Regions from separate parts of the Mus musculus genome. Here all the other regions are linked to region 3. Evidence: chromatin contacts called from ENCODE POLR2A ChIA-PET data. All regions are on one chromosome and are shown on one strand. The core of a region is the stretch at or near the end of the contact, and the rest is flanking DNA. Distances in the headings are between cores, read along the strand shown. Region 1 holds the start of Dcaf15 (DDB1 and CUL4 associated factor 15). Region 2 holds the start of Rfx1 (regulatory factor X, 1 (influences HLA class II expression)). Region 3 holds the start of Ccdc130 (coiled-coil domain containing 130).

Region 1 (2,700 bases), core at 57-2,556, 170 kb before region 3:
CACACATTATTAGGTTTGGTGGCAAGAGCCTATACCTATAGAGCCTCCGAACCAAAAGCTCCCAGTATTCCCAATGCTCCAATCCATTATTAAGAAAACCCCTTTCTTAATTAACTGCCAATCAACTGTCACACCCTAAAACATCACCAAGGAAGGATCTGAGGAAACAGGCATAAAGCTGACCACTGGGGAGCTATTCTGGCCCGCCTTCAAAAGATAGCCATCTAGTGGGAAAGAAGGCCTGGCACCTTGCCCCTAGTTCATCTCGACCCATGAAGGGAATGGCTTTGTCAGACAAGCCTTCCTGAGAGGATATAACCCTTGCCCAGGGAGTGTCTAGGCTAAGGGCAGAGCCACAGCCTTGCTTAGGGAGCACCAGGAAAAAGCACAGTTCGCCCTTACCCAGTTCCCAACTTCCTGTGCACATAGACAATCTTGCTCCACAGCTGCCCACCTAACATTATTCACATCCCTGTCCTTTCAGGTGTCCTCTGACAAGGGAGACAGAGCCCTAAGTGGCTTCCACTTTGAGAAGACCTGGCCCTACTCTGGAAACATTCCTCCATTCAATGAGTGAGGCAGACCTAGGTACAAGCACTAGATATAGAGATGGTCAGAGCTTGGACAGACAGGGAGCATCCAACAGAGGCTGCCCATTGTCGGTAGCAGGGGCTCTTCAGGGGTTTGGGGGGGTAGCTCCAACAAGGGGCAGTGCTTTGAAAAATCGGTCTAAACCAAGGTCTCCCCTTCCTCCAGATTCCTCGGACAGCTTCTACAGTAACCCGCCCATCAGCCTCCATCCCCGGTCTTTCCTCCATGATTCTCCCCGGCCTCCGCCACCCAAGCCCCTTCCTTCTTCACTGATCTCGCCTAGCAGCCTTCATTCAAGGCCCCCTGCAGGTGACCCGCCTCACTGGCTGCACACAAGTCACCAACCTTCGCCAGCCCAGCCCGCGCCTCAGCACCAGCCTCCACACCGCCAAACCCATCCCCATCCCCACCGCCCGGCCCGCCCAGCCCCCTCCCGGCCCCGCCCCCCACCTCGCCGCGCCGCCCTCCCTCCGCCGCCTCCCGCGTCCCCTCCTCCTCACAACCGGGCGCGCTCGCCTCAGACGCCAGGCCTCACCTTGACTCGCTCCAGCTGCTTGAGAACGTGTTCCCGCCGCCGCCCCACCGCCCGCTTCCCCCCGGTCCCCCCAGGGCCTCCGCCGGCGCTCCCGGCCCCGCTGTTCCGCTCCGATTTCGAGCTGGGCGCCATTTTCACCCCCTCCCTCCACTTCCGGAGCAACCGGTCCCTTAGCCCCGCCCCTGGCACTTTCTGATTGGCCTTTTCTCCTTACTGCGGCCGGCCGGTTGGGTGACAGCCGGCATTCCTTGTCGCTTCCCGCTACGCTTGTCCATCAAAGCTATCTTGGTTTTTGGTTGGTAAAGATGGTAACAGCTCCCGCCTTATTCCCGCCCTTCATTAAAGATAAACCACTCAGAAACCACTTTGGCGCTCCTCGGCCAAAAAACTTCAACTGAATAGGCGAAGATTTCTGTCAGGCTTGACATTGTCACGCCCCTGAGTGGGTTTCCGTGGAAACCACTGGCCGTCCAGCGGCCTGTGGGCGGGGCTATGGGAACCTGTGGTCCATAAGGGCCAGAATCTCCAGCCCTGGCTCTGGCTCAGGCTGGGAGGGCCGAGGCCTGAGGAGCATCCCTGGGCAGCTAGGGAGGAGACCAGGAAAAGGCGGTGGGGAAAAAAATGGCTCGTTTTAAAACATCTTCCAGGCCGGGCGTGATGGTTCACGCCTTTCCAGCACTTACGAGGCAGAGGCAAGTGGATCTCTTTGAGTTTGAGGCCAGCCTGAGTGAGTTCTAGGATAGCCAGGGCTACACAGAGAGACTCTTGTCTCAGAAAAACAAACAAAGAAACAAAACAAAGCATCTTCCGGACGACGATGACGATGATAGCATCAGACAGATATCATGCTGTTTTTAAAAAAATTAATTTCCATGGGTCAGGCGTGGTTCTGAGTTTGCACCTCCTGTGGAAGGCCTGTTAAGCCTATCATACTAATTAATAATGGTAATAAATATTACGGGACATGACAGCTTCATGCACCAGTTTTGCCTACATTCACTCAATCTCTGCAATGGTCCTTTATTTTACACGTGGAACAGGCATAAAGTGAACTCCCCTGAAGACATGGCACTTGTGTACCCAGACTGCTGGCTGCTCTTTTTACAGCCACATTCGGTTTATTGAGAACCCAGCTAACAGGACAGGTCATAAACAAGGAAATGAGTACCTGTCCTTGAATTCCAGGTATGGGTAGAAAGGCAGTTGGATGCAAAGTAGCTTTGTGAAGCGGGGGAGGAGGAATATTCCAGCAAAGACAAAGGTTTCTGGAGAGGTTCAAGACTAACCTGCCATGATGTATGGATTAGTGATGGGGACACTGCTGAGAGACTTACTAGGTGATCTCTTCTTTATGCAAAGACTGGAGGGCTCACTAGCAGCCCCCCTCCCCCCAGCATGAGGAGAAAATATGACCATGCATGTGCAGACCCAGCCTCAGCTGAATCATAGACTAGTGGACCCAGAGCAGGAGGGAAAGGAAGAGCAAGGAGGCAGTGTGTGTGTGTGTGTGTGTGTGTGTGTGTGTGTGTGTGTGTGTGTGTGTGTTTGTGTGTATGTGTGTGCGCGCGCACAGT
Region 2 (2,700 bases), core at 28-2,527, 200 kb before region 3:
TGTCTCAAAAAAACCCAAAAAACAAAACCAAAAAAAAAAAAAACCCAAAAAACAAAAAACATCGTTTTGAGCTGGGACTTGCTCTATAGCTCAGTTCTAAGCAATCTATCTGCCTCAGCCTGCAAAGCAGCTGTGTCTACATGGCCACTCTACCCATCTTGGACATTTTTGTACATTTTTTAAGTAGACAATAGGCTATTAATCAATTGGTAAAGCGAAAGTGGTTACTATAAAGGAACTAATTAACATATTCATCATCTCTCTCACAGTTATTTATATTCCCTAGTGGAAAAAGCAGTTAGAATCTCATTTAGAAAAGAATCCTGACTCAATAAACAAAAATATTTGAACACAGAGCCACTTTCCCCTAACCTAGGTGCCAGCAGAATGACTGCATTTGTTTGACATTTGGTTCTCCGTGCGTCTTCTTTTTCCCATTAATTGATATTTTAAAAAACTGCTTTAGAATATTATCTTGATGATTAATTTCTGAGCTCGAAGCACTCACTCCCTTCGGAGCTATTTCTGTTTCACCTTCTCCGGCTGCAACTGACCTATCTCTTGGGGAAACTGAGGCCCGGAGCGGCGGGGAGCACTGGGGATAAACGCCGCTGACCTTTGCTTATCGTCTTCTCATTAAATGTCTGCTGGCCAGAGACCTTTTCACTGCCTGAGTGGCCGAGATAGCGGCGCGGCCAGGCTGTGACCTTTCCGGGGCTCCGACTAGAATCGTACCAGCCGATTTCTCTCAACCCTCTTGGACCAAGAGAACGCGCCTGTGAAGTCAACGAATTCCGAGTTCGGCCTCCGCCGCTGACGTCACAGAAGGGCAGCACAGAGTCGCTGCGTTCCTTGGGGGACATGAGCGCCAGAGGCAAGAGAGTGGCCCAGCAAGGAGGAAGTCTTGAGGTTTTCATCGGTACGTAGGACCGAACTACAACTCCCGACGCCCCGTGGACCTGTGCAAGAGAGCGCGACAAACTTTTGGACGAGATTGATCTCTCGTTAGTCCAACCAGAGAGCCGACTTTGGAGCGGCATCCCACCCCCTTGTAATTCTCAGGGCTGCTTCCTCGCGCGAGTGACGGGCTTCGCTTGCCTTTTAGGGTTTAGCTTTCTCTGACGGACGTCCGAACTGAGGAATCGGAGCTCGGTGAAGTCGAGAGGGTACTGAAAAGCGTGGATGGTAGCCAATAGCATGCTGGAAGCGCCCAGCGCCGTCCAATCGCTGCCCTGGAGGTCCGCCCTGGCGTGTGACGTAGTAGGGTGGGTAGCAACAGTTGCCCCGGTGAGGGAAACGGAGGCGCCATAGCCACGGTAGTCGTGGCGACCAAGCAACCCAGCAACGCCAGTCAACAACAACAACTGCGGCCGCCCCCCACCCCCACGCCCCCGGCCCGGCCTGGGGACCCCGGCGCGCTCGGTCCCCTCTGCACAGCGCCCACGCACCTCCTCAAAGCCTTCCGCGGACACAAGTGCGGAGAAGCCGAGGTAACCGGGGCAGCGCCCGGCAAGCTGGGCGCGCCGGGGCGGGCGGCCGGGCCCGCGCAGCGCCTGTCGCTTGAGTACAGTCCTGAGGGAAGGGGCGGGCGGTCAAAATGGCGGCGGCGAGTGTCGGGACTGTGGGGGAGGGGGCCGGGGTTCGGCCGGGGCGACACCACCCGCCCCCGGACCCGCAGCCCGGCCCCCGCGAGGGGCGGGTGCTCGCAGGCCGCGGGCGAGTGGAGGTCGGGCGGCTGGGGCGGGGGGCGCTTTTATGTGTCGGGAGGTGCGGGGAGGCGGGTCTGCGGAGGCTGGACCAATGACAGCGCGCGGAGGCGGGGCGAGACTGGGAGGTGGGCGGGGCCTGGCGTTTCTCCGCCCTCAGAGTCGGGTGCGGCCGCCGACACTGGGACTGTCCGGGTGTTCCGGATGAGGAGCAGCAGCTTGGGGTGCATACCTGCCTGAGAATTAGAACCCGGATGTGCAACTATTCCATCTCGGACCTTTGTTTTTCTTTCTATAAAATGGGAAGAATTGTGGCCATCTCCTTCTGTATAGTTAACTCTAAAATTCCTCCAAAGAATTTCCCTAGGGTTCACCCTTGAATCTTACACCACACCGGTCTACTGTTTATCAATGAGACTTGATAACTTGTTTGTGTTGATTGCAAAGTGACCCTCACTCTTAAACCCCAGAGGATGTGAAGAGATGGCCAAGTTTCAATAAGATTGGCTTTAATTTGGGGGATTTAGTTGTCAGAAGTTGAATCTCCTCCTGGAGAGATGTGATCTTTGGCCAGAGATGTAGAGGATCCCAAATTGTTCTCTGGTGTGCTGTCTCATCCCTAGGTTGGTGCCGGTATCGGGCACTTGTTTCTGGTGATTGGGGGTTTCTCCGTAGCTATTAAGGTGGTCACCTGTGGAAACAGCAAGCCAGTGGAGCTGTCTTAGATTCCTCAAGCCACATCTCTTGGCCAGTCAGTCAGTCAGGCCAGTATCAAGAGGGTCACATGTCATAAGGTGGTACAGGTCCCACGCGCCAGGAGCCGGTATAGCATCAGAGGCAAGGAGAGACATTTGTTAGTGCAGGACCTTCGTGTGTTGTGTGTGTGTGTGTGTGTGTGTGTGTGTGTGTGTGTGTGTGTAGGGGGTGTGTAGGGGGTGTCCCAGAACTCCATCAGCCATGGCAGTTCTTATTGGCTGCATGGGCAGCCAGGTCG
Region 3 (2,700 bases), core at 179-2,678:
GCTGCGGACCTGGGTCTGACTGTTGTGGAGTGCCTGCTCATCGCCTGTCAGAAGAGAATACAGACCAGGGAGTGATGGTGTATGCCTTTAATCCCAGCATTCGGGGTGTGTGTGTGTGTGTGGAACCAGGAGGGTACACACTGAGTTCGAGACCAGTATGGTCCACAAAGCCAAGTTCCAAGCTAGCCAGAACCAGACAGGAAGACCCTGTCTCAAAAAGCAAAATCAAAACAAACAAAAATTAAAAACAGAGGGAAATGGGAGCGGGAGTGACTCTGGGGTTTGCTATAATGAAAAAGTGTATGGGCTGGTAGTGTGGACACCCAGCTTGAAGTGCTATGTGCTTGGGGTCTGCTTTACAATGTTGAACATGTTTGTTTTGGAGACATGCCTTTCTGTGTAATCCCGGCTGGCCTAGTACTCCAGATCTTCCAGCCTCAGCTTCTGAAGTCTTAAATGGCTAATCACCACAGGTAGTATCACAGCCAGATTACACCCAGTCTGCTCAGGTGGATGCACAGGGGCTCTTCTGTGCCAAGGGTCATTCCTGACCTCAAATGCCACAGCAGACCACAGCTTGGGCATCAATCTCCTCTCTGCTGCTTCCTAGCTGCCTGACTCTGGGCCAGGGGCTACCTGGATCCCAGTTTCTCCATTTGGGGAAAAAAAAAAGTTTTCTAAAGGATTCAGCCGCTGAGACTGCCTTTGGGAGTCATGACAGGTGTTAAGTATTGAGAAGAACAGGCATGGGACAAAGAAAAGTGACAATTTCAAATTTCTCCTACTTACTAACAACTATAAAAAATATTTTTGTTATGTGTATGTGTGTGCAGAAGTGAGTTCAGGTGACCGGAAAGGGTAGAGGGTTGGATTCTCTGGAGATACAGGCAGCTGTGAGCTCTGGGAACTGAACCCTGGTCCTCTGCTAGAGAGCAGGTCAAGTTCTTAACCGCGGAGCCACCTCGCCAGCCCCTTACAAATTACATTTATTTGTTCTGCGTGTGTTGGCAGAGTGTGCAACGAAGTGAGAATGTAGATCAGAGAACAGCCTACAAGAATCGATTCTTTCAACATGCTCAGGGGTCGAACTCTCATGTTGTCAGGTTTGGCCACAAGCGCCACTACCAGCTAAGCCACCTTGCCGGCCCCCAAGCTACTGTTCCCAAGCACTATGTTTCAATTCAGGCTAGGAGGGCTCATCTTCAGCATGAAGACGCCTAGAGGTGCCATTGGCCTAAAACGGAGGCTGGGCCCTGGGAACCCGCTCGCGTCCGCAGATACAGCATCTCCCGTGCCAGGACGCAGTGGTGGGATTGAGGACCTGCCACCCCCGTTGCCGTCGCGGACCGGTCCTCACCCCGTACCTACCTGCCCTCTCCCTGACGTCACGCCTCCACCAGCCCGGAAGCACACCCGGAGCCAGGAACCCGCAGAGCGCCCGCCTCTGCGGCCCAAAAGCGCCTGCGCAAGCTGGAGCGAGGCACTTTCGTCATCTTGATTGGCTGAGGCTATTGCAGACTGACCAATTCAGGCCTGTCTAGCCGTTAGAAGCCCCGCCCACCGGGAGTGGTCCAATTGGAGATGGCTTCCTCCCGGAAGATCTACTTTGGCACCGCCCAGCCCTCCCTGGCGGTTGCGTTTTCGAAGGAGCTGATTCGTCATTTTTAAGCTTTGATTTGACTGACGTTTGAGACCGGTTTTCTTGTATCCCAGTTTGACCCTGCATCTCATTATATTGCTGAAGATGACTCTGAATTTCTGACTCGCCTTGTGATATCCAAGTAGTGGGATTACCAATACAGCCCAGGCTATTTATTTATGGATTTTAAAAAATTATGTTTATGACCAGACGTGGTGGCCAACACCTTTAATCCCAACACTCTGGAGGCAGAGGCAGGTAGTCTACATAATCAAAGGCCTGTCAGGAGTACACTGTCTCAAAAAAATACATATGTATGTGTGTGGGTGAGTGCTAGTGTGCCACGACTGAGGGAAGTAGAGTCAGAGGGATATTTGTAGGTCTCTGGGCAAGTATGTGGTGCATACATATATGCAGCCAAAACACCTGTTCAGGTAAATAAATCTTAAAAGTACAAAGCAATGCCGGACGTGGTGGCTCACGCCTTTAATCCCAGCACTTGGGAGGCAGAGGCAGGTGGATTTCTGAGTTCGAGGCCAGCCTGATCTACAAAGTGAGTTCCAGGACAGTCAGGGCTATACAGAGAAACCCTGTCTCAAAAAACAAAACAAAACAAAAACCCAAAACAAAAAGTACAAAGCAAAGCCGGGGGACGGTGGCACACGCCTTTAATCGCAGCACTAGAGAGGCAGAGGCAGGTGGATCTCTGAATCTACAGAGTGAGTTCCAGGACAGCCAGGGCTACAGAGAGAAACCCTGACTCGAAAAAAATCTGCCCCCCCACCCCCACCAAAAAAGTAGAAAGCAGAAAAAAAGAGGTTTATTCAATGGTGGCACTTTAGAAAGCGATTCGGGGAAGGGACACTCTTAAGTTCTGGTGTGAGATCATGGTTTAAAGGTACAAGGATCTCACATCTAAGCAGTCTTGGTCAAGGTGTGGTCCCGCCCACCATTGACCCACCATTGTCTGGGCTTCAGTCTCATCCTGTAAGTTGGTCTGCAAAACCTAGAACTGGGTGAAATCTCTTTCCAGAAGACTTTCTCTTCCCCCTCTGGCTGGC

What was found. ChIA-PET counts read pairs that join two places held with the same protein, here RNA polymerase II (POLR2A).
Region 1: POLR2A ChIA-PET joins it to region 3 with 14 read pairs in Patski. The contact joins the promoter of Dcaf15 here to the promoter of Ccdc130 in region 3. POLR2A ChIA-PET finds 5 or more read pairs at or near these places in 2 of 5 experiments (Patski and embryonic stem cell).
Region 2: POLR2A ChIA-PET joins it to region 3 with 18 read pairs in embryonic stem cell. The contact joins the promoter of Rfx1 here to the promoter of Ccdc130 in region 3. POLR2A ChIA-PET finds 5 or more read pairs at or near these places in 3 of 5 experiments (Patski and embryonic stem cell).

What each region holds. Positions count from the first base shown.
Region 1 is chr8:84,103,491-84,106,190 of GRCm38, forward strand. It overlaps Dcaf15 (DDB1 and CUL4 associated factor 15), which reads right to left and starts at 1,307. Exons shown (of 13, transcript NM_001357322.1): 1 at 1,127-1,307. The coding sequence starts at 1,258.
Region 2 is chr8:84,065,559-84,068,258 of GRCm38, forward strand. Rfx1 (regulatory factor X, 1 (influences HLA class II expression)) reads left to right here and starts at 1,278. Exons shown (of 21, transcript NM_009055.4): 1 at 1,278-1,490.
Region 3 is chr8:84,268,974-84,271,673 of GRCm38, forward strand. It overlaps Ccdc130 (coiled-coil domain containing 130), which reads right to left and starts at 1,429. Exons shown (of 10, transcript NM_026350.3): 1 at 1,369-1,429.